Linked DNA regions of Homo sapiens: region 2 is linked to region 1. Evidence: read pairs that join two places in POLR2A ChIA-PET (ENCODE). Cell type or tissue: PC-3. All regions are shown on one strand. Links, peaks and the distances in the headings refer to the core of each region. The heading gives the core; the rest is flanking DNA. Region 1 holds the start of ETV4 (ETS variant transcription factor 4). Region 2 holds the start of HDAC5 (histone deacetylase 5).

Region 1 (13,912 bases), core at 148-8,147:
CCACTGTACTCCAACCTGGGTGACAGAGGGAGACCCTCCTGTCTCTCAAAAAAAAAAAAAAAAAAAAAAAGGCTGGGCTTGGTGGCTCATGCCTGTAATCCCAGCACTTTAGGAAGCCAAGTGGATCACCTGAGGTCAGGAGTTTGAGACCAGCCTGACCAACATGGTGAAACTCCGTCTGTATTAAAAATACAAAAAATTAGCCAGGTATGGTGGCGGGCACCTGTAATCCCAGCTGCTCGGGAGGCTGAGGCAGGAGAATCGCTTGAACCCGGGAGGCGGAGGTTGCAGTGAGCCGAGATTGCACCTTTGCACTCCAGTGTGGGCAACAAGAGTGAAACTCTGTCTCAAAAACAAAAACAAAAAAACTCAGAACCAGAGGGGCACTGGCATCCCTAGAGAGGTCCCATCCTACTGAAGTGCCCAGTACCAACTTAAAGACCTACTGGACTCTTCTTCGTTGTCATGGAGACCACATCAAAGCTGCCTTCCAGGAAGAGCCCTCTGTCCTCCTCTCCACTTCTCTTGGCCAGAACTCACACTTGTCTCTAAACTGGTTCCATCCAGCCCAAAGCTGGGATTTGCTTGGGCTTGTTTCTCCTTCCTTGGGCAGGGTTCCTGCTAAGCTCAATTAATTTGGTCTTTATTGTACCTATTCACTACACAAGCATTTCATGCCACCCTCATAAGCATGCTAACAGGCTGAGGAGGACTTTCAGAGGCAAATGAGCTCTGGAGAGCTCTCCATAGATAAGGATGTCTATACCATGAGGCAGGATGAAAAACATCCACACCAGAGATATAGTCAAGAATGTTGTATATGGCTAAAGGAACTGATTCAGGCTATCATGGAAGGCTTCCTGGAGGAGAGGGACAATAGACATGAGCCTTATAGAATATTACAGCACCTATAGAAAGGGAAGTTTACTTCCATTTGCACAAGCAGATCTCATGGAATGAGCCCTTATGAACACTAAACAGCAATTGTATGTTTTAGCCTTAGTTCTGGCCAGACAGGCCCAAAGAGCTTACATGTGTCATTTCCTTCTCTGAAACTCCACTGCCTCATCTGTAAAGTGGCGGGTGTTAGGTTAGATGAATTTGGGAAGCCACTCCTGCTGGCCTGGCATTTGAACATTCTTTTGTGTTTATCACAAACAGGCAGGATAAAAAATCAGGCTGTCCTCAAAGGAGTGCATAGGCTGGAGACATAGAGAATTGTCTCAGCAAAAAGGCCTTTGAGGATTCATGTCCTTTGTGCCCCCATGGCCACAGCCCAAGCACCCCAGGTCCCCTCAGATGTCTGTCTTGGACATAGCTGCTTGCCTGGAACCCAGCACTGTATCTGACACGATAAATGTTTATTGAAAGAAGTGGTGAATGGATGAGATGACAGAGACTATGACCAGCTTCTTAGCTAAAACTGAAACCCATCCTGCCTCCAGATCATCAGAACCTTTGGGGCTTTTGCTCCTTTTGCTGGCTCTCAGATAAGAGGGAAGATGGCTGAGAGGGAGCTACACTTTCGGAAATCATCTACCCTGGGGCTTCTGGTTTCTGCTGCAATCAGTAGAAAGTGGGTCACAAAACAGCTCTGCAGAGAACAGACCCTTGAGGAAAAGCCTGGATTCTGTGCCAGTTTACATTTATTGATCACCTACTGTGTATCAGTTGTCACATAGCTTAACTCATTTAATCATGGCTTCAGAGGGGTGTACAGGAGAGTGTGAGGGATTTGAGGCTGTAAACCCCAGAGGTGCTGACTAGCTGAGTGACCTCAGGAGAGTTACCATCCCTCTCTGAGTTTCATTTTTAATATCTGTAAGATACAAACGATCCATTTCGCCGGGTTATGGGAACGAAATGAGCACGTGGAAGCGGAGCGCTTCATAAATGCTAGTTATTATTGTTCCTCTGGGCACACAAGCCCGGTCGCCTCCCTCCTGGGCGCACACAGACATGTTCATACTCCCACGTACACGCAGATGCAGAGACGTGTGCAGACGCCAGCCGGAGGAGCACGCGGCGCATCAGACCCAAGACCGTGGCGAGACGGTGAAGAAGCCGCGGGGTCCTCGGCTTCTCTCTTTTTCTCTCGGTTCTTTATGAATGAACTCCAGCCGCGAGTTTTATTTTTTTATGAATGGGAGCCGGAGCACTGAATGAAGCCGGGAGCCAACCCCTACATTCTGATTGGCCCCCGCGGCTGGGAAACTCCGCCCCCCGGCCAGGCCGGACGACTCTCCGGATTGGCGGGCGTGCCCAGCCCTGGGGTTCCATTCACAAAAGTCAATGAAACAAAGGGAAACGGGGGGCGGTGTGGCGGGGCGGGGGGTGGAGAGCTGAGGCCGAGCGAAGGAAATGCACCAATCAGCTGCTCCCCCGGGCTCACAACTGTCTGCTGCGCCCGAAAAACAAGTCGGTGCGCTGGGGACCCGGGGCCGGGGCCGCCTTACTCCGGCCTAGCCCCGCGGCCCTCGGTGCGGGCTCCAGGGCATGCTCGGGACCCCCCGCGGCTCCAGCCCAGACGCCCCGGCCTCAGGTGAGGCTGCGGGAGGGAAAGGGAGGGAGAGTGTCTGTGATTCCCCGCCTCGCCTCCAATGCACACCACACTCACTCTCACCACCCGCCTCCGCAGATTCCAGGGCGGGGGTGGGAGGTGCTGGGATTCAGGGTTGGAGGGGGCGCGGGAGTTGTGGGCATGCGATGGTGTGCGCTTCGCCTGCTCCTCCGCGCGCGCGCGCGTACACACACACACACACACACACACACACACACACACACACACACACGTTCTTATGTAACCGAGCCCGGGTAAAGCAGGGCTGCAGAAAGCAGAAACGGCGAGCCCGGCTCCTGGGAGCAGGTGGGACCTCCTTTGGCCTTTGGCGGGAGGGGAGTGGTGGTGGCGCTCGGCCTGGCAGGCGGAAACCTCGCCATCGCCCCAGTGAGTCGGAGAAGTTTCGCCGTCGGACCCAGAGCCTTGGGACTGCCCCCTCCCCGCCCCCATCGCAGCCCTCCCTGGACGGTGTGCGAACGCAGCCCCCTCCCCCACCAGGTCTCGGCCCCCGCTTGGGGCCCCGGCCGTGCGGCCGGAGGGAGCGGCCGGATGGAGCGGAGGATGAAAGCCGGATACTTGGACCAGCAAGTGCCCTACACCTTCAGCAGCGTGAGCGCCGCGCCGGCCTCCACGCCCGCCCCGCCCCGCACCCAGCCCCTACTCTCACCACAGCCCCCCTCCCCGCAGTCCCAGCGGAGTCCTGGGCTGCCCCGCCCCTGAGTCACCCGAGGACCCCAACCTCGTCCCCCAGACTAAGCGCCTCAGGGTGACTCGCGGGCATTCTCCCCGCTTCTCGCAGAAATCGCCCGGAAATGGGAGCTTGCGCGAAGCGCTGATCGGCCCGCTGGGGAAGCTCATGGACCCGGGCTCCCTGCCGCCCCTCGACTCTGAAGGTAAAGAGCAAGAGAGACAAACCGCGACCCTCCTCCGCCACACACACACACACACACACACACACACACACACACACACGGCCGATTCTGGAACCCCCGCCTGTTTCCCCAAAAAACTCGCCCTCCAAGGGATTTTGGTCATTCTTCTCGGTCCCTACTCCCAAGGCAGGGGAGTCACCGGGTCTTGCTAGGGCCCCTTCTCTCTTACCGTCCCCTCCACCTCACCTCCAATTCCACTATTTACCCCTCAGATCTCTTCCAGGATCTAAGTCACTTCCAGGAGACGTGGCTCGCTGAAGGTGAGTAGTTTTGTGACCTTTTCTATTTTGGGAGGCTGGACAGGGGGACACTCCGTAGCCCCTGGTATTCCACCCTAAGCCCTACACTTCTCCTCTCCCTTCCCTGCCTCAAGGAGTTCTCCAAGGCCCTCTCCCCAGGTCCCTTGCCACTCTACTCACCCCAGCACCCAGCGTGGACACTTATATTGATATTTATTTTCTCTACCCTGAGCCAGGCTTGTGTAACTAGGCTTGAGGATGAATCAGACCATTGTGTGGGGTATTTGCTTATTTGAATGGAACTTGGCCCCAGGCCCATTTTCCTGGTTGAAATTTTCATTTGTAAAGTTTGTTTTGCAGAAGCCGCCAGGCCAAGGTGCATGTTGGGGTGTTGTTGGTGGGGGGTGGGGGGAGAAATTAATTTGTCACTCATCCTCCAGAGTTGCCCAAGCATTGATTCTTATCCCCTGGGTTTCTCTTCTTCCCAACCCCCAGCACCAAACAATTTACTGTCCAAGCCAAAAGAACAACAAAAGTTTAAATAATTCTTTTCGGCAGTCCTTTGGCACAGAGAGCCCAGGGCTCCCTCCCCAAATAGCCTTGATTGTAATTCTAATAGCAAGTGTTCCTCCCTCTTCCATCCCGCTTGAATACCTCTGCCTCCAGGCAAATTCCCCCCTTCCTGTGTGCTGGGGAGTTAGCTGTGAGCTGGCTGGGGTGGGGTCCGTGGCTGGGTCCGTGGCTGGGTCTGATGGGGAAGTGGTGTGTTCAGGAGGTTTCCTGGTTGGATTCTTCAGTGCGTTTTGGTGGGGCCTGAGGGTGTCGCTGGTGGGGCTGCAGGTGGGAGGGAAAATGGTGGTTTAGACAGTCTCTGAGAGGGAAGGGTTAACTACCCCCATCTTAGGGTTTATTTTAACACTATGAAAATGAAGAAGCCAAAACACTAGGAACTCCTTTTTTGAGGTCTTTTTGAGGTATTTTCCTTAGGATCTCCTCATCCCTCCACCCTGGGTATCTAATTTTTTTAAAGCTCAAATCCAACTACCCTGGAACTCTCCATAGAAGCTCGGAGTAAAAAGAAAATGACCCCTGACTAGATCCTTGGAGTGAGACTAGGTCTGTCTTGCCCACTATGATATTCTAAAAATATATATGTTGACAGAATGACTATTTAGCATAGAGCAAGCACTCAAGACATTTTGTGGAAATAATGGCTGAATGGCTGTGTGAGTGCTGGAGGGATCTGGAGGTTCTGAGGGTATTGTGTGCATCATCCCCGACCCTGCAAGTCCTGCATGCCCAGCTCCAATTTACAGGCAGAGCTTTGCCCCGTCTCCCCATCCTTCTTCTGAGGTTCTGGAGCTGGGCTAGAGCTGAAGAATGCAGAGGTGTCAGTTTCCGTGGGCTCTCAAAGACTTCCTTTCCCAGTGCCTGATTTCTCTCTGGCTCACCGGGCTTCATTCCTTGCCTGTCAGCTGAGAGTCCCCACAGTGGGCAGCTCCTAGGGCTGTGAGCTAGGGGTGGGCTGAGGTTGGCATTTTGGCAGCAGCTGGTCCATCTGTGCCTGGGTTTGAGATGGGAGGGGGAGGAAAATGCTCTCATCTCTCTACCTTGGAAGTCCCACCCCTTGGCCAGGGGTCTGGAGAGGGTACAAATGTCTGTCTGTGTCAGTGTCGGTGTGACAGCAAGTGTGTGTGTGAGAGAGAGAGAGAGAGAGAGTGTGTGTGTGTTAGTTACATGCTGCTGCCCTGTACATTTAAATCCAGTGGGTGGGGAGGTGGGGTGGGGATTGCAAGGCGGAGGTGAGGGGGGTGGGCGCTGGGATCTCCTTGGTTCCCTCTCCTTCCTTCTGAGGGAGCAGCTCAGGTTCCCAGCTGGTGATGGATGGCCAGGTCTGAGGGGGGGATGCTGAGGCCGATCGCTCCTTCTCACTTTCTCTGCGGAGACAGATGCAGCTGCCGGGGCCCTGTCCCCCTGCACCATCCCAACACCACCCCAGCCTCCTCTCCTGTCTCTTCCCACCAGGTCAGTGACCCCGGCAACCCATGGGGAGCTTTGGGGTGGCAGGGAGGGACTAGCTTCTTTGGAAACTTGCCAGTGGTGGGACGCATTAGGAGGAAAGGGGACCAGAGCCCAACCTCCCTTTCTCAGTTTGGTTTTTTCCAAAGCCCCAATTTGAAGAGAAGCAGCAGGGGGGTCCTGGTAGTGTGGGTGGGTCTGTGAAGACAGCATTTGGAGGAGGCACAGGTTGGAGCCGGGCAGATACAGGAAGATTCCAGTGTGGTTGCAGGTTCAGTGTCCTGCGTCCGGGCGTTGAAGGGTGAGTGTGAGTGCGGCTTTATGGAGGCAGCTCACATATCCTTGGGGTTGGGTTTTTGTACACAGGGGTGAATGATGTGAGGCTAGGAGGGCGTGTCTGATTTGGGGGTGCCTGGGATCTGTTGAGATGTTGGGGAAAGAATCAGGCTGCTACAGGGAGACCCAGGCTCAGGCAGGCTGAGCCCAATATGTGTCTGGCTATGGTAAAAGATATGCTGGTTTTTTGTCCAAGGTTCCTTTCCAGGCTTGTCAGGAGCCCTGAATCCTTGGGGAAAATGACTTTGTTGTCTATTTGGTAGTAAGGGCCATTGACTCTAGGCCATGACCCCTTTGTGTGAGGCTCAGGTCTGTGGATTCCCAGAAGCCCTATGGATAGGTTGCTGGGATCCTTGATCCCTCTGATACTGTGTGTAAAATTGCTGGAAGTGCACCATACATAAAGGTGTATGGATTTTTTTAGGAAGAGAATGACCCATAGCTTTTATCAGATTCTCAAAGGGATCGATCGATCTGCGCTCCCCTTTTCACAGGAATCACTGCTCCCCAACCCTCCTCCAAGGGCTCCAGTCCCTTTGCCCTTTGGCTGTCCCAATCATATTTGTAGGTCAAAAAAAGACCCCATGTGTGGAGGGCATGCATGGAGGGCACATTTCACCCTGTGCTGTCTTGCTGCTGCAAGAGTGAAGTAAAAGGAATTAGGGTGTGTGCATCCCTGAATATGCGTCCGAGTGCATGTACACTGGTGCCTCGGCATGTCTGTGGGGAGGGATGAGGTTAATCTCCTCCCTAATCTTTCCCAGCTACAATGCCTCCTTCTCCATCTTTCTGTCTCTTCCCCTTCCTGAAGACTCTTGGGGACAAATATGTCCCCTCCACAACTAGTGAACTGGTTCCTTCCAGTACAGAGGCTGCCAGGGTGGGGGCAGGGTAAGGGACAGCGGTGACACAATGGAGCAGAAGCTCTGGAGAATGCCTCTACCCCCTTCACCCTATGACTGGATCCTGGGAAGAGGGTGACCGAGCATATGTAGTGTGGGTGGCTAACCTATGGTGAGCTTCAGTGTATCTCTGTTTTAACCTCTCAGTTCTTCCAGAATCCAGCTTGGGAGACCCCCCAAGCCCCTCCTCTTTTTTTACTAACCCCCCTTTTTGAAAGGAGAGTCCCTAAAATTCTTTCTCTCTCTCTGGGCATTATGCTGTCTTGGCACTTTTCCCACCCCCTCCTTAATCATCTGCCTCGTCCCCAGACAGATAAACTCCATCTTAGTACCGGGATGGAGCTGGGGACAGACCCTGGCACACTGGCTTGGCAGCCAAGACTCAGCCAAGTTAACAAATAAATAAAGAGAGTGGTGTACACTTAAGACGAAACATGGTAATTAAAAATTCTCCTGCTCTCCAGGAACGCGAGGCTCAGTGTTCCTGTTTCTATCCTGTTGACAGTCTCTGGATGACTGAGGGCCCTGGCCTACCCCTTTGGGAGAAGGCCAGTGTTTGGGGGAGGGGCTGAGCTAGGACAGATTTCTCCTGGCTCTGGGAAGAGGATGGCACCACCTCTTTTGGGGTGTGGTCTGTGTGCTGGAGGAAGCCTCCTCCTGGATTCCGGGCCTGGAGGGGTCCCTGGTTAAACTGTCAGGCCCGAGGCAGGAAGAAAGGCAAGATGATGCTGAGGGTTCTCTGCTCTCCAGCACCAGTGACGCCAGCAAGAGATACCCCCAGCCCATTACCTCAATGGAAAGTAGCAGTTAATGAGGCCCCAGGGGTGGGGCCGGAATGCGTCAGCCACCCCTGAGTTCTGCACCACCCTTTCCCTTGGGACCCTTCTTGCCTAGTAGGAGGGAGGGAAATGTTGGTCACTCTGCTCCCATCACCCCAGCTTCCTGCCACCTTGGGGGATGTTGCCTCTGAATGGACCAGAGGGCACAGTGGGGAGCCTGGCTTTGCATCCCTGGGCAGGTGGACAGATTTGGCCTCTTACCCTCTATCCAAATGTGCCTATTTTTAAGGTTGTGGTGGCTGAAGTGAAAGGATTACCTGAGCCCAGGAGTTAGAGGCTGCAGTGAGCTCTGATTGTGCCACTGCACTCAAGCCTGACACAGGAGACTTCCTTATAATAGATTTTAAAATGCAGATGCCTGGGCCCCACCCCAGTCCTATGGAATGGGACTCTCCGGAGGAGGGGACTGGGAATCGTGTTTTTATTTTATTTTTATTATTGTTATTTGAGACAGGGTCTCACTCTGTTGCCCAGGCTGGAGTGCATTGGTGCTATCTTGGCTCACTGCAACCTCCACCTCCTGGGTTCAAGCGATTCTCCTGTCTCAGCCTCCAGAGTAGCTGGGATTACAGGCGAGAACCACCATGCCTGGCTAATTTTTGTATTTTTAGTAGAGATGGGGTTTCGCCACATTGGCCAGGCTGGTGTAGAATTCCAGACCTCAGATCGTCTGCCTGCCTCAGCCTCCCAAAGTGCTGGGATTACAGGCGTGAGCCACCACACCTGGCTGTAATCGTGTTTTTAACAACGTCCTGGTGACTCTTGAATCAGGCCAGTTTGGGAATGGTTGTCTTTTTGCCGTGTTTGTGCTCCTGAAAAGATGTGTGCTGGCTGTGTGTTTCTGTTTGTTCTTGCCAGCGGATTTCATGTCTCATTGATGTCTTTGGTCACTTCAGACCAAAGTATTATTATGTTGACTTGTCCTAAGTTCTCGTTTAGCTGCTGGTGGCTTGTGATTGTTAAACTCCCTCTCCCTAATGCTTCTGTCAAGAAATCAACTATCTATTAATATAAGCCTATGTTTATAAACACTTGGCACCTCTGATATTTAAAGCAAATTGTTGAAGAATATTCTTGCCAAGCAACATATCACAACCTAAAATATCCCCTGTGAGATGTGCTTTCCTGGAGAGGACCTGCCTCTAGTGTTGCCTTGTGTGTGGAGAGGGGGAGCCTGCAGGGAAGGGCTAGGATGGTCAGGATCTCTTCAGTGCATGCCCTCAGGCCCACAGTGCTGACTTCTGCCAGCCTGAGGACAAACGATTATTGCATGTTTATTCATGTAGTCAAGAAATAACAGCACTGAGCGTCTACTCTAACCCTGTGCTGGGTGCTGGGGCATCAGATGACAAAAAAGATAAAGCTCTTGCCCTCACAGAGCTTAACTTCCTGGTGGAGGAGATAGGTAGATAACAAACAGGTAAACATAAATTAATATATTCAGGTGGCAATATGTGCCAGGGAGAAAACAAAACATAGATGCAATAGAGAGCCAGGAGGAACCACTTTGGTTTAGGGGTGGTCAGAGAAGGCCTCTCCAGAGATGTCAAAGTGAGCTGAGACTCTGATGGTCAGGAAAAAAAGAAAAAGGCAAGAAAGCATCTGGGGAAGAAGGAACAAGCTCAGCAGCTTTGAGGGCTAGAAAGGAGACCAGAGTGCTGCAGATTCACAGGCAAGGAGAGGCAGGTCAGAGAGGTAGGCAAGGCCAAGTCATGCAGAGCCTTGGAGGCCAAGGGCAAGCGTTTGGATTTCATGCTTTAAATAACAGAGAGAAATGATTTTATTTCTGTTGTAAAAAGATCACTGTGACACCTAGGTGGAGAGCAAGGGACCATAGGAGGTAAGAATGAAAATAGGGTATCCTGGTAAGAGGCCGTGGGTGAAATCCAAGTAAGAAATGATGGAGCCTTAGCCTAGAGAGAAGCAAAAGAGATGGGATATGTATTTGTATAGGCCGGGGGTGTGGAGGTTTTTTCTAGCCATCTCATACCCCTCACCAGCCATTTTGACCTCTCTGGGCATTTTATCAGTTTCCCCATTGTCCAATCTGAGAGCAGTCTCCAGGGAAGGAGAGAGCAGTCTCCAGGGAAGGAGAGTCCAGCCTCCTCGGGCTACAGGTTCCACTGCATCACCCTAGAACCACTCTCTTCCTGGAATAATATCAGGAAGTTCTTCTTGGTGTCTACATTTCCTGCTGTGATCCATTTATTTTTGAGAGAGGGGCAAAAGTGGGCCAAGACTCTGGGATCAAGGGAGATTCTTAGCTGTATAACCACCTGAGAAGCCCCGCTCTGGGGAGGCCAGAATAAGAACTAGAAATCAGAGTTTGATGTTCAGGTTAGAAGCCATGGATGAGCTGCTGCTGTATTTCAGTTTTCCTGCCTATTCCCCAACCCAGCTCCACCCATCCTGGCATCCTGGGAGAGCTCTTCGGATCACCAACCTTGGGAATCCCTCCCCTCCTTAGCTGCACATTAAGGGGATGAGGCACCTATGTACTCAGCCAGTGTCCTTTGCCTTCTGCAGTGGTCCCAGTCACCAGCCTCCTGCTCTCCCACTGTCATCCTCCTTTTTTATTTTATTTATTTATTTTTGAGATGGAGTCTTGCTCTGTCGCCAGGCTGGAGTGCAGTGGTGTGATCTCAGCTCACTGCAACCTCCACCTCCCGGGTTCAAGTTATTCTCCTGTCTCAGCCTCCGGAATAGTTGGGATTACAGGCGTGCCACCACGTCCAGCTAATTTTTTTTTTTTTTTTTTTGAAATGGAGTCTTGCTCTGTCACCCAGGCTGGAGTGCAGTGGCCTGATCTTGGCTCACTACAAGCTCCGCCTCCCAGGTTCACGCCATTCTCTTGCCTCAGGCATACTCCTGCCTCAGGATTAGCTGGGACTACAGGCACCCGCCACCACACCCGGCTAATTTTTTTTGTATTTTTAGTAGAGACAGGGTTTCACTGTGTTAGCCAGGATGGTCCTGATCTCCTGACCTGGTGATCTGCCCGCCTCAGCCTCCCAAAGTGCTGGGATTACAGGCGTGAGCCACCGCGCCCGGCCTAATTTTTGTATTTTTAGTAGAGACAGGATTTCACCATGCTGGTCAGGCTGGTCTCAAACTCCTGACCTCGTGATCCGCCCACCACGGCCTCCCAAAGTGCTGGGATTACAGGCATGAGCCACCATGCCCGGCCTTTATTTTTCATTTTTTGGAACAGAGTCTCACTTTGTCACCCAGGCTGGAGTGCAGTGGCATGATCTCAGCTGACTGCAACCTCTGCCTCCTGGGTTCAAGCAATTCTCCTGCCTCAGCCTTCCGAGTAGCTGGGATTACAGGTGCCCACCGCCACGCCTGACTAATTTTTTAATTTTTTAGTAGAGATGGGAGTTTCACTTTGTTGGCCAGGCTGGTCTCAAACTCCTGATCTCAAGTGATCCTCCCACCTCAGCCTCCCAAAGTGCTGGGATTACAGGCATGAACCACTGCGCCCAGCCACCCCCCTATGTGATTTTATTTATTATTTAATTTTATTTTTCTTTTGAGATGGAGTTTCACTCTTGTTGCCCAGGCTGGAGTGCAGTGGTGCGATCTCAGCTCACTGCAACCTCTGCCTCCCAGGTTCAAGCGATTCTTCTGTCTCAGCTCCTGAGTAGCTGGGATTATAGGCTCCCGCCAACACGACCAGCTAAGTTTTGTACTTTTAGTAAAGATGGGGTTTCGTCATGTTGGCCAGGCTGGTCTCGAACTCCGGACCTCAGGTGATCCACCCGCCTTGACTTCCCAAAGTGCTGGGATTATAGGCGTGAGCCACCATGCCTGGCCGCCTCCTATGTGATTTTTAAATCCACAGGATCCCACTGCTTATAATGCCTGCCCATCCTAGATATGACTGTTGTGAGCTTTAAGGGAGTTTTGTAAACTCTGAGGGGCGAGGCTGTTTCACTTCAGAAAAATGGAGGAAATAAAGACAAAGCATCTAGAAGAAGAAAGACTGGAATCTGCTCAGACAGGTTCTGAGAACAGTCTTCCCTCCTGGGTCTTAGTGGAGCCCAGAGGTGGAAGACACTAGGACCTAGGGTGGAGCAGCCTTTAGTCTCAAGCAAGCTTGTCCAACCCGTGGGCCTGTGGGCCACTTTCAGCCCAGGGTAGCTTTGAATGCGGCCCAGGCCCAACATAAATTCCTTGTAAAATTTCTTAAAACATTATGAGATTTGTTTGTGATTTTAAGTTCATCAGCTATCGTTAGTGTTAGTGTATTTGTGTATTTTATGTGTGGCCCAAGACAATTCTTACAATGTGGACACCCCTGATCTAAAGGCTGTTGGTCCTTTCTTGGCTGTTGCTAATCTGCAGGGCTGTAATAATGGAGCCTCCCAGGGGACAACCAGGGCTCCGCCCCAAACTCACCTCTGACTTCTCTCTGCAGCTCAGGTACCAGACAGTGATGAGCAGTTTGTTCCTGATTTCCATTCAGAAAACCGTGAGTAGAGGTCCCTGGGGAGAGGGTATAGGGAGTGGAGGATGGCAGGAAGTGAGTCATAGGATAGAGAATCACAAGAGAGCAGCTTGTTCTCTCCTAAAACACAGTGGGGTTTGATCTTAAAGACCAAGGCAATAACTGGAATGAAAACCTTGGTTGAAATCTGGGGCTTGACATGTTCTTGCTGTGTGACCTTAGAGCAGACACTATCCCTCTGGTTCTCCATTGCCTTATATCTGAAGTGAGGGGCCTGGGCCAGTTCAGCAGAGTCCAGTTCTAGTGTTGTTTGTTTGTTTGTTTGTTTGTTTTCCCCCCAAGACAGAGTCTTGCTCTGTCACCCAGGCTGGAGTGCAGTGGCACAATCTCGGCTCACTGCAACTTCCGCCTCCCGGGTTTAAGCCATTCTCCTGCCTCAGCTTCCAGAGTAGCTGGGATTACAGGCATGCACAACCACACCCAGCTAATTTTTGTATTTTTAGTAGAGATGGGGTTTCACCATGTTGGCCAGGATGGTCTCGAATTCCTGACCTTGTGATCCGCCCACCTCGGCCTCCCATAGTGTTGGGACTACAGGCGTGAGCCCAGTGCGCCCGCCCCCAGTTCTAGTATTCTAAGTCACTTCCATAAACTGGGGACAATTTTGCCTCCCAAGAGACATTTGGTAATATCTGTAGACATTTTTGGTTGTCACAGTTGAGGGTGGGGTGCTACTGGTGTCTAGTGGATAGAGAGGCCAGGGATACTGCTAAAAGCATCCTATGATGCTCAGGACCGCTCCTTACAATATTATTAATAAAACACTATCTGGCCCACAGGTCAGTAGTGCCACTGTTGAGAAACCCTGCTTTAGGCTGGGTGTGGTGGCTCACGCCTGTAATCCCAGCACTTTGGGAGGCTGAGGCGCGTGGATCACATGAGGTCAGGAGTTTGAGACCAACCTGGCCAACATGATGAAATTCCGTCTTTACTAAAATACAAAAATTAGCCGGGCATGGTGGCGTGTACCTGTAATCCCAGCTACTCAGGAGGCTGAGGCATGAGAATCGCTTGAACCTGGGAGGCGGAGGTTGCAGTGAGGCAAGATTGAGCCACTGCACTCCAGCCTGGGTGACAGAGCGAGGCTCCATCTCAAAAAAAACAAAAACCAAAAAACAAACCCTGCTTTAATGTCAGATACTTTGCTGTCAACTGTCTTCACCAGTGAAACAATGGGGCACAAAGAATCAAAAACAGCAGAGAATAGTTGGTTACAAACGGCATTTGACTGGACTGCGGTTAAAACTGAATCTCACACCGGCTTGGAACCAACTCTTTGCTGCTCAGCCTCGTGGCCAGAGTTTGGGAACCCCGCAGGGGCCACAGGAAAGGCCAGTGTTCTTCACAGATAAGTAGGAGCATGTGTATAATGTTAGTCAGCTGACATTCAAGTGGGCCAATATCCAACCTCAACCAGAAAAAGAAAGATTCTTTTATTTATTTATTTAGAGACAGAGTTTCACTCTTGTTGCCCAGGCTGGAGTGCAATGGTGTGATCTCGGCTCACTGCAACCGCTGCCTCCCAGGTTCAAGCAATTCTCCTGCCTCAGCCTCCCGAGTAGCTGGGATTAAAGG
Region 2 (16,065 bases), core at 3,676-11,675, 580 kb before region 1:
GTGATCACCTCCCTTGGACTCCCAAAGTGCTGGGATTACAGGTGTGAGCCACTGCACTTGGCCTACGACTTTTTTCATGATTCCAGATAGGACTGGCAACTCCCGGATGGCCTAGCAGCATTGCTGAACACATTCATTCCTCTCCTTGCTGCCTTCCAAAGTCCAATCATGCTGCCATCTCTCAGGCTATCGGTTAAATATCTGGCTTTTCTCTGAGATTTATTTCCTTCTACCAAGAGGCCAAATTCACCACTGGTTCCCAGGGTCAGAAGCTCTCCAGCCAGCTTCTAGATCCCATCTGCAGGCTCACTCTACATTGAGAAACTGAGGTGGTGGTGAAGGAGACAGTCTCGTGACCCCTGTTTCCATGGTGAATGGTCCTGGCAAGGATATCTGTCTACCCTAGGAACTCACAACAAAAGACAATTATGTTTTCTGTAAGGAACTTGAGACTCCCTAAAGGCAGAATCATCTCTATATCCTCAGCATCTCTCACAGGTACTCCAGAAACATGACAAATGCATGCTGAATTATTTAGCCCCCACTTACCTGAGAAGACGAAATCTGAAGACTTATCAGGGCCCCATATGGTACATTTTTGTAACTTCTGGGACATTCGGCCACTGGGATATGGACACGATAATCTCAGAGACCTCCAGAGAAGAAGGCTAAAGCTCTGGGGTTGGGAGTCCAGCTTCATCAGCCCCTGTTCCTTGTGTTAGGGAACACAGAAACCTGGGCTTTTTTTTTTTTTTTTTGTGAGATGAGTCTCGCTCTGTCGCCCAAGCTGGAGAGCAGTGGCGTGATCTCGGCTCACTGAAAGCTCTGCCTCCCGGGTTCATGCCATTCTCCTACCTCAGCCTCCCGAGTAGCTAGGACTACAGGCGCCTGCCACCACGCCCGGCTATTTTTTTTGTATTTTTAGTAGAGACGGGGTTTCACCATGTTAGCCAGGATGGTCTCCATCTCCTGACCTCGTGATCTGCCTGCCTCGGCCTCCCAAAGTGCTGGGATTACAGGTGTGAGCCACCGCGCCCAGCCACTGAAACCTGGGTTTGAACCCCAGTTCTTGCTTGTAGAAACTCTGTAACTTTGGACAATTATTTATTTATTTATTTATTTATTTATTTATTTATTATTTTTAGACAGAGTCTCCGTCTGTTGCCCAGGCTGGATGCAGTGGTGTGATCTCAGCTCACTGCAACCTCTGCCTTCCAGGTTCAAGCAATTCTCCTGCCTCAGCCTCCTCAAATAGCTGGGACTACAGGTGTGTGCCACCATGCCCGGCTAATTTTTTTTTTTTTTTTTTTAGTAGAGATGGGGTTTTGCCATGTTGGCCAGGCTGGTCTCTAACTCCTGACCTCAGGTGATCCAGACTTTGGGCAAGCAATTATTAAGCTTCCCTGAGCCTCCGCTTCCTCATCTGTAAAATGGGAAGTGCCAAGCCAATGTGCTCCACGAGGCAGTTATTGACCATCATTTGTCATATTACAGGGGGAGATTCTTTTCCCATGTTCTGAGATCCCAAGAGAGAAGATTCTGGAATCTTCCAGTGTCCCCAAACTTTTAGTGAGCACCTACTATGTGCAAGGTGATATGCTAGGTGCTAGAAAGGCAAAAAGACATATGATTTTATCTCTTTTCTCAAGTGGCTCATAATCCGTTTGGGGAGACAAAGCACAAGCCTTGTGAAAGCAAACTCCCAACCCAACTCATCCTAACTGCCAGAAGATGGCGAAAGACTGTGCAAGTGCAATAACAAATAGGTGATGCCGGCCAGGCGCGGTGGCTCACGCCTGTAATCCCAGCACTTTGGGAAGCTGAGGTGGGTGGATCACCTGAAGTCAGGAGTTCAAGACCAGCCTGGCCAACATGGTGAAACCCAGTCTTTACTAAAAATACAAAAATTAGCTGGGCGTGGTGGTACATGCCTGTAATCCCAGCTATTCTGGTGGTGGAGGCACAAGGATCACTTAAACCTGGTATGTAGAGGTTGCAGTGAGCCGAGATTGCGCCACTGCACTCCAGCCTGGGTGACAGAGCAAGACTGTCTCAAAAAAAAAATAATAATAATAATAAAGAAGTTTGTAATTTAGAGGACAAGATGGACAATGAACCATAATGCCATAAATAGATATATATTTACACATTATTAGCAGGGTTGATGAAAGCATATATAACAAGGGGATCTATTCTAATGAAAGGACCAAGAAAGACCTCTTTCAGTGATATTTAAATGAGCTCTAATGGCCGGGTGCGGTGGCTCATGCCTGTAATATCAGCACTTTGGGAGGCTGAGGCAGGCGGATAACCTGAGGTTGGGAGTTTGAGACCAGCCTGACCAACATGGAAAAACCTCATCTCTACTAAAAACACAAAATTAGCCGGGCATGGTGGCAGATGCCTGTAATCCTAGCTACTTGGGAGGCTGAGGCAGGAGAATTGCTAAACCCGGGAGACGGAGGTGAGCCGCGATCACGGCATTGTACTCCATCCTGGGCAACAAGAGCAAAACCCTGGCTCAAAAAAGAAAAAAAAAAAAAAAAAAGAGCTCTGATGAATGAGCAGGAGTTAGCCAGGCAAAGAGAAGAAGGGAGGGAGGCATTCTAGAAAGATAAAAACGGCCTGTGCAAAGGCCCTGAAGAGCAGAGAGCACATTGTTTGAGAGAAAGTCACATGGCGGGAGTACAGAAAGCTAAGCAAAGAGAGATGACATGGGCAGGGATCAGATTACGTAGAAACTTTGGGTGTTTCTTTTTTTTTTTTTCCCCCAAATATGAGGAAAGGACCAGCTGCAGTAAAATCCCCTGAAGTGGCCAGGAGTGGTGGCTCACTCCTGTAATCCCAGCATTTTGAGAGGCTGAGATGGGCGGATCACTTGAGCCCAGGAGTATAAGACTAGCCTAGGCCGGGCACAGTGGCTCATGCCTGTAATCCCAGCACTTTGGGAGGCCGAGGCGGGTGGATCATGAGGTCAAGAGATCGAGACCATCCTGGCCAACATGGTGAAACCCCGTCTCTACCAAAGAAATACAAAAATTAGCTGGGTGTGGTGGCACGCTCCTGTAGTCCCAGCTACTCGGGAGGCTGAGGCAGGAGAATTGCTTGAACCCGGGAGGCAGAGGTTGCAATGAGCCGAGATCGCACCACTGCACTCCAGCCTGGGGAATAGAGCGAGACAAAAAAAAAAAAAAAAAGGCTGGGTGCGGTGGCTCACGCCTGTAATCCCAGCACTTTGGGAGGCTGAGGTGGGCAGATCATGGGGTCAGGAGATCAAGACCATCCTGGCTAAGATGGTGAAACCCCGTCTCTACTAAAAATACAAAAAAAATTAGCCGGGTGTGGGGGCGGGCGCCTGTAGTCCCAGCTACTCGGGAGACTGAGGCAGGAGAATGGCATGAACCCGGGAGGTGGAGCTTGCAGTGAGCTGCGATTACACCACTGCACTCCAGCCTAAGCGACAGAGCAACTCTGTCTCAAAAAAAAAAAAAAAAAAAAAAAAAAAGACTAGCCTTAGCGGCCGAGCACAGTGGCTCATGCCTGTAATCCCAGCACTTTGGGAGGCTGAGGCAGGTGGATCACGAGGTCAGGAGTTTGAGACCAAACTGAGCAACATGGTGAAACCCTGTCTCTACTGAAAATACAGAAATTAGCCGGGCGTGTTGGCCTGCACCTGTAATCCCAGCTACTCTGGAGGCTGAGGCAGGAGAATCGCTTGAACCCTGGAGGCAGAAGTTGCAGTGAGCCGCGGTCATGCCACTGCACTCCAGCCTGTGTGACAGAATGAGACTGCGTCTCAAAAAAAAAAAAAAAAAAAAAAAAGACTAGCCTGGGCAACACAGGGAAACCCCATCTCTACAAAAAATACAAAAATTAGCTGAGTGTGGTGACATGCACCTATGGTCCCAGCTACTTGGAGGCTGAGGCAGGACGATCGCTGGAGCCTGGGAAATCGAGGCTGCAGTGAGCTGTGATGGCGCCACTGCACTCCAGCCTTGGTGACATGGCGAGACCCTGCAAAAAAAAAAAAAAAATTAGCTGGATGTAGTGGCACGCACCTGTAGTGCTAGCTACTTGGTAGGCTGAGTTGGGAGGATCACTTGAGCCCAGGAGTTCAAGGTTATAGTGAGCTATGACTGTGCCACTGCACTGTAGCCTGGGAGATACAATGACTCTGTCTCAAAATAAATAAATAAGTAAGACAAAGTAAAGACAAACATTCTGGTATTTATTCTTCTAGGCTTTTTTTGTTTCAGTTTTCTTTTTTTTTTTTTTTAGACTGAGTCTCTCTCTGTCACCAGGCTGGAGTGCAGTGGTGTGATCTCAGCTCACTGCAACCTCCACCTCCTGGGTTCAAGCGATTCTCCTGCCTCAGCCTCCCGAGTAGCTGGGACTACAAGGCATGTGCCACCACGCCCAGCTAATTTTTTGTATTTTTAGTACAGATGGGGTTTCACCCTATTAGCCAGGGTGGTCTCGATCTCCTGACCTTGTGATCCGCCCGCCTCGGCCTCCCAAAGTGTTGGGATTACAGGCATGAGCCACCGCGCCCAGTCCTCCTTTTTTTTTTTTTTTTTAGAGATGGGGTCTCCATATGTAGCCCAGGCTGGGCTTGAACTCCTGAGGTCAATGAATCCTCCCTTTTCAGCCTCCCAAGTAGGTAGGACTACAGGTGTGTGCCACCATTCCACCATGTCTGGTTAGGCTTTTTTTTTTTTTGAGACAGGATCTCACTTTGTCACCCAGGCTGGGTGCAGTGGTGTGTTCTTAGTTAGCTCACCTCTCCGGCTCAAGCTATCCTCTCACCTCAGCCCCCCAGCGTGAGCACAGGTCTGGCCCTTGGCCAGGCTTTTTGATATACACATATACTCAGGCATATGAATCTAGTTTGTTGTTTTTATAATAATGGAACAATTCAGTAATACTTGTTTGAGTCCTGATTTTCAAGAAAACAATATATCACGGGCATCTTTTCAGGTCGGTATAGACCTATAAAATTTTTTTTCTTCTTTTTTATTTTTTATTTATTTATTTATTTTTTGAGACGGAGTCTGGCTCTGTCGCCCAGGCTGGAGTGCAGTGGTGCTATCGCAGCTCACTGCAACCTCTGCCTCCCAGGTTCACGCCATTCTCCTGCCTCAGCCTCCCGAGTAGCTGGGACTACAGGGGTCCGCCACCACGCCCGGCTAATTTTTTTTGTATTTTTAGTAGAGACGGGGTTTCACCATGTTAGCCAGGATGGTCTCGATCTCCTGACCTTGTGATCCGCCCACCTCGACCTCCCAAAGTGCTGGGATTACAGGCGTGAGCCACCGCGCCCAGCCTATTTTTATTTTTTTTTTTGAGACGGAATCTCGCTCTGTCACCCGCCCAGGCTGGAGTGCAATAGCCCGATCTCGGCTCGCTGCAACCTCCGCCTCTCGGTTTCAAGTGATTGTTTCGTCTCAGCCTCCTGAGAAGCTGGGATTACAGAAGTGCACCACCACGCCCGCCTAATTTTTGAATTTTTAGTAAAGACGGGGTTTCACCATTTTGGTCAGGCTCGTCTCGAACTCCAGACCTCGTGATCCGCCCGCCTCGGCCTCCCAAAGTGCTGGGATTACAGGCATGAGCCACTGCGCCCGGCTATTTTTTTATTTTTTTTGAGACGGAGTCTCACACTGTTGCCCAGGCTGGAGTGCAGTGGCGTGATCTCGGCTCACTGCAACCTCTGCCTCCAGGGTTCACGCCATTCTCCTGCCTCAGCCTCCCGAGTAGCTGGGACTACAGGCGCCCGCCACTACACCCGGCTAATTTTTTTTTGTATTTTTAGTAGAGAGGGTTTCGCCGTGTTAGCCTGGATGGTCTCGATCTCCTGACCTTGTGATCAGCCCGCCTCGCCCTCCCAAAGTGCTGGGATTACAGGCGTGAGCCACCGCGCCTGGCCTCTTCTTCTTCTTTTGTTTTTGTTTTTTGTTTTTTTGAGACGGAGTCTCGCTTTGTTCCCCAAGCTGGAGTGCAGTGGCGCGATCTCTGCTCACTGCAACCTCCGCCTCCCGGGTTCACTCCATTCTCCTGCCTCAGCCTCCCAAGTAGCTGGGACTACAGGCGCCCACCACCACGCCCGGCTAATTTTTTGTATTTTTAGTAGAGACGGGTTTCACTGTGTTAGCCAGGGTGGTCTCGACATCCTGACCTCGTGATCCACCAGCCTCGACCTCCCAAAGTGCTGGGATTACGGGCGTGAGCCACCATGCCCGGCCCACGCCCGGCCTCTTTTTTAAAATACAGACAGTGTCTCGCCATGTTACCCAGGCTGGTCTTGAACTGGGCTCAAGCAATCCTCCCGCCTCGGCCTCCAAAGTGCTAGGATTGATGACAGGCAAGAGCCAATGCACCTGGCCCCTTTAAAACTTTTTTTTTTGAGGCAGAGTTTCACTCTTGTTGCCCAGGCTGGAGTGCAATGGCACGATCTTGGCTCACTGCAACCTCCGCCTCTCAGGTTCAAGGGATTCTACTGCCTCAGCCTCCTGAGTAGGTGGGATTACAGGCGCCTGCCACCACGCCCGGCTAATTTTTTTGTATTTTTAGTAGAGACGGGGTTTTACCATAATGGCCAGGCTGGTCTCAAACTCTTGACCTCAGGTTATCCGCCTGCCTCCGCCTCCCAAAGTGCGGGGATTACAGGCGTGAGCCACCATGCCCGGTCCCCTATAAAACTTTTAATGTCTGGATAATATTTTACTGAATGAATGTCTCCTGCTTTGCTTGCCAATTCCCTATCGATGGATATTTAGGTTGTTTTCAACTTTTCACATCATTACAAACAATCTCATGTTCATTTTTTAACATAACAACGTTTATTTATTTGGAATACATTTTTGTTAGTGGAATTGCTGGGTCATTGACAAATTGTCTAGGTCTAATTAAACATGTTCATACTGTGTACCAAGAGGAGATGTAGCGTGGATGGCACCAAAGTCAGGGAAGTCTTTCCGGCTCCTGGTCTGCTGGTCTGCCCTTTTGAAGGCCTTGGAGTGTTACAGCCATACCCTGGCCTTTCCCAGGCTTTTCTTTCCCTGGCACGGATGCAGTGTGTGCGGTCAGAGCTGGCGAGTTCGAGACTTGTCCGAACCATCCACCCGCAGCCAGGCCCCGCTGCAGAGGCTGCGGTGGCCCTCCCAGCCCCTGGGAATCTATCCCCAGGTCCCCTCCCCGACCGCGGGAGGGCGTGTTAGGGGAGCAGCTTAGGCAAGCGACGATTGCACCATCCACGTTTTGAAAAGAAAGTCCGGGGAGCGCAAGGAGGAAACTTTTACAATCCAAAGGTTGAGCCCCAGCATCCATACTCGGCCCCTGCAGCGATCCTTCCACTCCTGCTCGCTGGGTTCCGATCCCTTCCCTTCCACCCCGTCTCGGCCGAACCCTGTGCTGGGCACTGGCCCTTTAAGGAGCTGTCACGATGGCGTCGCTGGCCCCGCCCGGCGGGGAGGGCCGAGAGGCAGGGGAGGGGTTGGTGGTGGCTGCGGGCAAGGGGAAGGCGGGGGGGGCTGGGGGGGGGGTCTGGGTCTATTTTTAGCTCCGGGTCGGGTCACGTGACGGGAGTGACGTCTCCGAATGTTGTTGTTGGTGGCGGCGGCGAGCGGAGCCGGAGGAGCCGCCGCAAAGATGGAGGAGCCGTCGAGGAGGTGCTGCCGCCGCTGCCGCCGCCGCTGCTGCCGCCGCCGCCCGCGAAGCCGGAGCTCGAGCCGCAGCGGGTGAGCGCGCCGCCCCGGCCCAGATCCCATCTTCCCCGGACCCCGGGACGCGAGGCGGCGCCCCCTCCTCCTGCTGTCTCTGTCCGCGGGCTCCCAGCGCGCGCGCCGCGCTCCGCGCCCCCCTTCCTTCCTCCCGGCCCTGGGAGCCAGCCGGCGCCCCCCGGGAGCATCGGCAGCCCGTGAGCGGGACATCGGGGTTGCTGCGCGCGCCCCTCCCTGCCCCTCCCAGACAGGGGCGCCTTCCCTACAGGTAAGGGAGGGGCCCGCCTTCTCGCGCCCTGCGCCCCCAAATGGCTCGGAGACCGGCCGGGGTTGTCTGATTTGCCCCTTCCCTGGCGGCGCATGTTGCGTTGCAGAGCCATTTGAGCCCTGCACCCGGATTCTGTGCAGACCCCTCTTCGCTGGACACCCCTTTCTTGGTACTCTGAGGTGAGGGGTGCTGTCCACCCAGAGCGCTTCTCCCCATAGCTACGAACGCATCCTTGATTTTATGTCCTTGACTTCCGTGCATGAGGAGGGGGACTGCGGAGTCCACCTTACTTCTCTCTCCCATTATTCTCACCCCGTCTCCTGTGAGGCGTTACTGCGTTTGTTGCCACCCTCTTCTCCTGTCTGACACCTTGGAGCCAGGATGCGAGAGCTAGGAGATGAAATGGAGCTCCCCCCCAACCCCTTCTTGTCTTGGGTGGATGCCCCCCATTTTTCATCCTGGATCTGTATCTCATGGAAGCGGGGGCACTACCAGTGCCTTATTAACTTGGGGGGAGTCAGCTTCTCCACCCCACCCTTCCCTGGGGCCCTGGGGAAGATGAGAACTGGCTGGGTGTAAGTAATTAATCTGGGAGCTTGGTGGGGGCTGTTGAAGTGGGGAGGTTGGGTGCTTCCTTTGGGAGAGGAGATGACCACTTGATACCCCTGGCTGATACCCCTTCTGAAATGAGGTGTGTCCCTAAAGAGGAAAGGTAACAGCTGCAGTTGCTTTTAGGAGGGTGCAAAAGGGACCCATCACTCAGTCAGTGACCACCATGCTTTTGGGATCTGGGATTAGATTTGGAGCTTGGGGAGGTGGTGGTGATTGGTTTCAGTGTCCAACTGGGAGGGGAGGATGGAGCCAGATTATGGGAACAAAAGGAGGTGGGGGGGAGGGTGAGATCCAGGAGTCTTGGTCAGAGGGACCCCTAGCCAGATTGCCTTGCAGGATTGCAGTCTGGGTCTGGGTCCTGCCTTTGGCTTCCTCTTAGTTTCAGAGGATGTAGGCAGGCAGGCATGGTCTTCAGTCTCCCCAGTCCTAGGCACCCTGAGCCTATGCTGGCTGTTGAGATGCTGGGCTGGGCTGGGCTGGGCTAGGCTGGCTGGGCTGGATGGTGGATGAGCCATGTTGGGGGCTGCCTGCTTCTTCATTCCAGTCTTCCCTCCTTCCTCTCCCTCCCTAAACACAAAGCTTGGGGAGATCTTGGTTTGTCTCCTTCCTCTTTTCTTGACTCCTCTCTTTGCCCTCTCTTCACTTGAACTTGGATCTGGGCTTTCTTGACAAAGCAGTAGGGGTCTCTCTGAGTTAGAGAAATGGGCCCCCAGTATCTCCACTCTGTCCTGGGAATGTGGGCATGCCAGAGACCAGAGAGACAGATCTCAAGTGTGGGTTACTTGGGGGCAAGGATGGAGGAAATGTTAGTTCTGTGCCAGCCTCCCCTTCTTTTCCAATATATCCTCCTACTTTGGCTGGATCATGTAATTTGGAGGGGGGCAGCAGTTTCACATGCCCCACCCACCCCAAGTAGCTGCAGAGACAAAGGTTTGCTTTGCCTTCCGTAGGGGTGGCATCTTAATTGTGTGTTTAGAAATGGGGCCTGGGAATGTTGGGCGGGGGTCATTTGTGTTCCCGCATAGTGGGGGAGGGGGCATCAGCTATAGGAGCTGGGGGTAGTGCAGTCGGTGCTGAAGTACCAGCTGCTCTTTAATAATTAATTCTTCCTACTCACATCCCTTTGAGGAGGGATGTCTGGAACACAGCATTAGGCTCAGCCAGCCTGCTAGAGGACGCACTCCTGTTGGTGGCAGTAGGGGGGGGAAGGGGGAGACAGCAAGGGGGGGTGGTTCTTGGCATTTTTGGAGCACTGTAGCTTGCTCATGAATGAAAACCTGATGTAGCCCGTGAGGGGGCCTATTGTAGCCGACTTTAGCTAATTAAACTTTCTCTGCCTTTCTTCTTCCCTATCCCACCTCACCCCAGGCCCAGCCGCAGCCCTTTCTTGAATGGGGACCCTGCCTGGTAGTGCTGGGAAGAGGGTATCATTCTGCCTGAGGTTTTAGGGCAAACAGACCCCGTCTTCTGCCCTCTGCCTCCGCCTCCTCCCTTCCTCCCCTCTCACCACCCCCCTCTCTTTTTTTTTTTTTTTTTTTTTCTAGAAATAGCAGCCTCCTCCATCTGGCTTGTGCAGATGCCTGGAGCTGCGTCTGAGCAGACAAACAGAAATGGGCCGATTGCAAAAATGAATTTGTCAGCCTGGTGCCTTTTTTCCTTCCCTGTCACCCTCCCCCTTTCCCTGGTTTGGGGCCTGGACATCCAAGTCAGCCACCCTTCATGGCTCTGATCCTTCTGGGCTTCTGTTGGCCTAGCTTGGGGGAGGCACTAGGCAACAGAAGCTCTCAGAGGCTGAGGAAAGTGGTAGGCTGTGGCCATGGTCAGGAGGGGTCAAGATAAATTCCTAGTGCCTTTGACCTTTGGGTGGGATGTCTTGGCTTGTAACTTTTTTTTTTTTTTTGAGATGGAGATTCACTCTTATTGCCCAGGCGGGAGTGCGATGACACAATCTTGGCTCACCGCACCTCTGTCTCCAGGGTTCGAGTGATTCTCCTGCCTCAGCCTCCCGAGTAGCTGTGATTACAGGCATGCGCCACCACACCTGGCCAATTTTGTATTTTTTTAGTAGAGAAAGGGTTTCTCCATGTTGATCAGGCTGGTCTGGAACTCCTGACCTCAGGTGATCCGCCTGCCTTGGCCTCGCAAAGTCCTGGGATTACAGGCGTGAGCCGCCGCGCCTGGCCGGTTTGTAATTTTTGATGAAACTGTCGGGGTAGAGTGAAACAATCTCAGACTCCCAAGACTTGATTCACACTGCTTGACCCTGTCACCTATGACCTAGGGGGTACCCTGGCCTGGGGCCAGAGCAGGTGTGTTGGGAGGGGGTTGCATGGTGGTACTGGACTCCAGGATCCAGAGAGGGTCTTCAAGGGACACCTGACTCCCCAGGAATTTTGAGGGAGTTGTTTGAGGAACAAGATCTCTACAGGGTAACATTGTGAACCTATGGCCTTTGGAGCATTGCTTTGTACCATGTGCCCCTCACTTGTCTGCCCTCCTCCACCCACCCTTTGCCAGAGTTTGGGGTTTCCACCCTACTTCCATAGGCTCAGCCCTGAGCTTGTAGGGTGAGATGTAGCCTGTTTCCTTCATCCTTGTCCGGCTGTCTTGGCTGGATGTGGGAGGTGGTTTTGGATCCCGGAGTGGGGTAGGGGTCTGTCTGGAAGAAAGAGTTGGTGTGAGGTAGTGGGGTGGGCAGGGGTCTGTCTGCTTATGATGTCCTGGAAGTTGGGCCACTCCCTGGTTTGGCATCCAAGTGTTAGGTCATCTGGGACACAGCTCCTGGTGTCCCTGACTTCCCACTGAGACCCAACAGATTTCTCTGGCAGATGTGGGAACAAACAGCTCAGGTTTTAAACATCAGGCTCCCCTTCTCCCCTTCATGTCCCACCCCAGACAGGAATCTGTGCTTGTCCCGATCAGACCATGAACACTGCTTTGTTTCTCAGGGAGGCTCAGCCTGTGGCTCTGGTTCACTTGGGAGACTTGATGGGGGTGTTGGCAGACACTCTTTACAGGTGGACAGGGCCCAGGGGCCCAGGGATCCTGCTGAATTTTATAGGACGGGGAGGAGTAGACGTAGATGAGTCCCGAGCCCACCATGAGTTCAAGGAGCTGCTCCCTTCCTCTTCTGCCTCAGGGGTGAGGATCAGCATCTTTAAGACCCACAGAGAGAGTAGGTGGGTTAGGATGATGGGGGCTAGGGGCTAACCTTAACCTGGTTTCTGTGCCACTGGGGCTGTGCCCCTTCTGAGCACCTTGCTGTGGAGGTGCCTCTCACTGTGGAGATGGACTGGGCTACTCAGGCTGCTGGGAATCGTGGGCATTTCTGAACCTGTGTTCCCCAGCCCACGGGAAAGGGTGTGAGCAGGACTGGGTGCCAGCCTTGGTGTGGGCACAGGCTGAACTGCCTGCCCACGTGGGCCCTGCCAGAGCACCAGCAGCCCTACCTGCCACATTCCTGAGCTTGGCCTCAGCCCTGCCTGCGCAGCCTTTTTTGTCTTAATCCCATACCTGTGCCCGTCAGGAGCAATTTAGCCCCTTCAACTCTGCCCCCCAATCTGAGTGCACCTTTCTCCAGCCATAGAGTCCAAGCCCTGTGGTCCCAGCAGCAAGCCTGGGACCTCAGGGTCTCGTGTGTGCATGTGTGCGTGCATGCGCATGTGTGTTCATGTTCTTGTGTTTCTGCCATAGCTGGCTTCTGGGCTTCTGGGCTCCAAATGGACCCCACCCTTGGGAATCTGATGAGAATGTAAGGCTTACTGAGAATTAATCCTGCCAGGAGGTGGGGCTGTCTAGGGGGGCAGAGCTGATTGCTGGTTCGAGGCTTGGGGAGCAGAGTTAGGGCTTAAACTCGCAGCAGCTCACAGCCTCCTCTGATGGCTTCCTGCTACCTTGCTTTCATTGGGTATTGGAGGGCCTGCCTTCATTTGGAAGCAAATGAATGAGATCATGTCTGGGGTGGATCGTGGGCCGTTTAGGGATGGGCCAGGTGTCTGTATGCATAGTGTCTGAGGCTTGAGGACTAACTGTGGGGGAGAACTGGAGGAGTGGGCATGGGTTGGCAAAGCCGTGGTCCTGTAATACCTCCTCCTTTACTATACTGGCCTCAGCAGGGCTACTGCTGGGCCTTTTGTTGCTTTCGTACAAACTGGGAAAAAATCGTCCCTTGTTTTGGGTGGACTCAGCATGTCAGGCCATGGCTTGGCAGGCAGGGCACAGGCTGGATTTCGTATCTCCCTGGGCCAGACCTCCTTACACAGAGCACAACCTGTACAATATACACAAAGTGCTGGGCTTGGGCCCTGCACCTGCCAGGCCAAGGGTACTAGATTTGGGATGGAGAGGTCTCTGACTTTCTCAATTCCTGGAAAGAGAAGCTCTTGTCCTGGTCTGTTGTTGAACTGTGGGAGACCAAAACAGAAGCACATCCATATTTCCAGAGCTGGGTGGCACAAGGATCAGAAAGTCGGGAGAAGACCCCTAGAAGTCCCAGCTTAGGCTATGGAGGCTGGGATACCAGTTTCTCCCTTCACTTCTGCCAGGGACTCTAGATCAGCCCTGCATCTCCCCACTGCTATGGATACAGATCAGAAGCCCCCCTGCACTTTCTCCTTTGGTGCACACCTAGTCCCATGGCAGGCACTGTTGGGAGTCTATAGGGTCTCCCCAGCTGGCAGTAGACACTCACCTGAAAAGGGGTCTGTTGGGTTTGGCCACCATAGCCATTTCCTATCCCTTGGGCTCTGGGAGCCTCATCAGTTAGTAAGATAAGAAACCAGGGTCTATCCAGTTCTGCAGATTTCTCCTGTGGCTGTGGGCAGGTATCCCTCCCTCTCATCCCTCATCCCCAGGTACAAACTGATGAGCTCCAAGGTCTCCTTCGACTCTCAGATTCCTGAGTTAGGGGCCTCTAACCCTGCTCCATCTCTCCCCAGGGATGCCGTTCTGAGTGCCTGACTGCCTCGCCCCGAAGGATGGCCTCGGATGGGCATTAGAGGCACGGCGGCCCCGGGCTCCCGTCCCGTCCGTCTGTCTGTTATCGTCTGTCTCTCTTGACATCACCGCAGCTCCACCCCCTCCCGTCCCAGCCCCCAACGCCAGCTTCCTGCAGGCCCAGAGCCGGCATGAACTCTCCCAACGAGTCGGGTAAGAGCTGGGAGGTTGGAGAAGAGCACCCTGGGGTAGCTTCGGATGCAATGGGCTGTGTGGGTTTCCCTTCCAGGCCAGCTGACCTTTACTGTCTGAGCTATAAGGGAATGAGGGGGTAAGGAGTGGAGAAGTGTTGCAAGAAAGGGCCCATGAGGTAGACCTGGGAATCGAGGGATCGATGGTCCGGTCTGGTCCTGGGAAGGCAATGGGTCCTACTCTGCCCCCCATGCTTGCCCTCTCAACTTAGGGGTGTTCAGCTCCAGCTTCGCCTTCCCCTGCTAGCCAAGACAGGTGGGCCTGAGGGGGCAGTGTGTATCCCTTAATCTCTCTGGGCAGTCTGGGATGATGTTGGAGGAATTTCTTTACTATAGCAGAATGCTCAGCTTCCTTTTCGTGATGGTGGCTTCTTTACTTAGTGGAATGTTTGTGTTCCATACTTTTTTCTTAGTGGAGGTTTACAAGGGCACTGGGCCTTAACCTCCGTGTGCAGGTGCGTGGCATTGGGTGGGAGTGGGGTGACGTGTGTAGAGGAGTCTCGGCTCTCCTCTGAGTCCAGGTAGACTGCCTCTCTTCCTCTTGGGCCCTTCATATGGTAGATTGCTAATCTGGGGTCTTTTACTCTGAGATTTCCTGTTCCTCTTTGTTCCTAGGACCCTGTCCAGTGCTGCCAGAAATAGTCTATTTGGGGGACTCTAGGCAGCTTGATGTGCAGCTGGGTCTGGATGTATGCCTGTGAGGCTGTGTTCTAGTGGCCTGAGCTGGACCCTCAGCAGTTTCCCAGGAGGGTCCTGGGGCAGTGTGGTCAGAGTAGTGGCTGTCGTCTCCTCCTCCTCGGGTGTCTCCTTCCACACAGTGTTAAAGGTCCATCTTGCTCAACTTTAGCTCTCCACGGCCCATCGTACTCCTCATCTTTTTTATGTAGGGGTAGGTGGATATTTCTCCTTTTAGAGATAGGGCAATTGGGGCCTAGGATGAATACCCATTTGCAGGATTGTACAGAAGCAGCATCAGGGAGGAATCCAGACCACCCCACATTTTCTTCCCCATCATCCTTTCTGTAGGGTTTGCTGTTCTCCTTCAGATATTCCTCCCTCTGCCCTTGCCCTCATTCAGCCCCTAGGGGCTGGGACAGGTGGGCTGCCCAGCTCTGCCCTCTTGCTTGCCCCTCTGAGGCTGGATGGCGAAGGGAAAGGAGAGGCCTGGGTCCTCATCTGTCCCTCGTGCATCTTGGCTGGACACTACCCCAGCAAGCTCAGCCATGTCGGGCAGTAGTGCCAGCTACTTCTTTCCTCTGAGTTGTGACGCTGACCTGTCCAGGAGCCATCTGCAGTCCCTGCTTCCCATGGGGCTGGGGTCTAACTCTTGGCCAAGGGAATTGAAGCTGCCTAGCGGCATCTGTTGGTGGCTTGGAAAGGATTTTTCCCAGCTTTGGGGTTTCTTTCCCTTGCAGGGAAATGTGATAATCAACCCAGGATAGATGAAGTTATTGGGTTACCTTTCCAGATGCTGGCGGTCCAAGTTTCCCTTGCAGCTACCTCTGTGGGAGCTGACAAGAGTGTTGGAGGAGCTGGACGTGTCCACCAACGCAGGAGGCTGGCAGCTTGAGAGCCACTGCTGAGCCCTGGCCAGGAGGGGCGTCCTGAGTGGGCCTGTGGAATGGGCCCCGCGTCCTGCCTGGCTTTCCAGCTCCCCCCAGCAGGGGGAGATGCTGTCTTCTCTGTGTTGGGGAAAGAAGGAAAAAAGGAGGGGGCCAGGGATTGGGAACCTCATTTTAGGATTGTTGAGAGGCTTTGGAACTGGGGCCACTGCTTGGGGATGTTTGCTTGAGGCCCTTCCTGCAGAGTGTTCCTGGGGTTCTGGACTGGCTTTCCCAGTTGTGGGGTTCCAGCTGCCCTGGGCCAGGGAGATAGTCAGCCTCCCCCCAGCTCTTCCTTTCTGAGGGGCCTAGCGTCTGCTATTCCCAGAGCTTGGGCTGGCATCTGGGCTAGGGCTGGGGTGCCCAGCGCCTGGCAGAAGCCTGGAAACCACATGCCTTGGAACTCGGCGGAAGTAAAGTGAGACCACCGATTGAAGCCAGAGCACGCGGGTGTCCACTTCCCTGTAGAGAGCCCCAAGAAGGAAAGGTATGGGCCATGGGGCAGGAGATAAGAGGTGGGAAGGAAGGAAATGGTTAGTCCCCAGGGTCTGCTGCAGCCCCTGAGCGCCTCCCACCTTTTCCTCACTTCCCTGAACACTTGCTCCTCTTTCCCCAGAGTAAAGGACAGTAGGCTTTGTAAGGGGCAGAGCTTCTGGTTCCCCTCAAGTCCTCTCAGCGTA

The links. ChIA-PET counts read pairs that join two places held together with the same protein. Peaks named below come from ENCODE experiments on the same cell type or tissue, not always from the same donor. Only the 100,000 strongest peaks of a DNase experiment are listed, where the experiment ranks them.
Region 2: POLR2A ChIA-PET joins it to region 1 with 11 read pairs; 2 of 35 experiments call an interaction of 5 or more read pairs at or near these places.

What each region holds. Positions count from the first base shown.
Region 1 is chr17:43,534,815-43,548,726 of GRCh38, reverse strand. ETV4 (ETS variant transcription factor 4) reads left to right here and starts at 2,387. Exons shown (of 13, transcript NM_001079675.5): 1 at 2,387-2,542; 2 at 3,059-3,169; 3 at 3,360-3,453; 4 at 3,705-3,752; 5 at 12,248-12,301. The coding sequence starts at 3,110. It also overlaps a transcript of DHX8 not described here. RefSeq lists enhancers at 1,962-2,121, 2,243-3,020, 3,021-3,798, 7,825-8,325 and silencers at 2,212-2,261, 2,282-2,421, 2,472-2,591, 3,042-3,091, 3,132-3,191. In PC-3, for the core only: CTCF peaks have their summits at 4,339 and 4,538; DNase peaks (open chromatin) are centred at 2,256, 2,856, 2,986 and 4,006; H3K4me3 peaks cover 4,316 bases; H3K27ac peaks cover 3,252 bases.
Region 2 is chr17:44,115,175-44,131,239 of GRCh38, reverse strand. HDAC5 (histone deacetylase 5) reads left to right here and starts at 7,599. Exons shown (of 27, transcript NM_005474.5): 1 at 7,599-7,736; 2 at 13,536-13,746. The coding sequence starts at 13,725. LOC105371789 (a long non-coding RNA gene) reads right to left here and starts at 15,328. Exons shown (of 3, transcript NR_136415.1): 1 at 15,245-15,328; 2 at 11,137-11,253; 3 at 10,645-10,802. RefSeq lists enhancers at 5,592-6,091, 7,238-7,397 and silencers at 7,488-7,547, 7,618-7,717, 7,768-7,907. In PC-3, for the core only: CTCF peaks have their summits at 7,003 and 7,205; a DNase peak (open chromatin) is centred at 7,479; H3K4me3 peaks cover 2,229 bases; H3K27ac peaks cover 761 bases.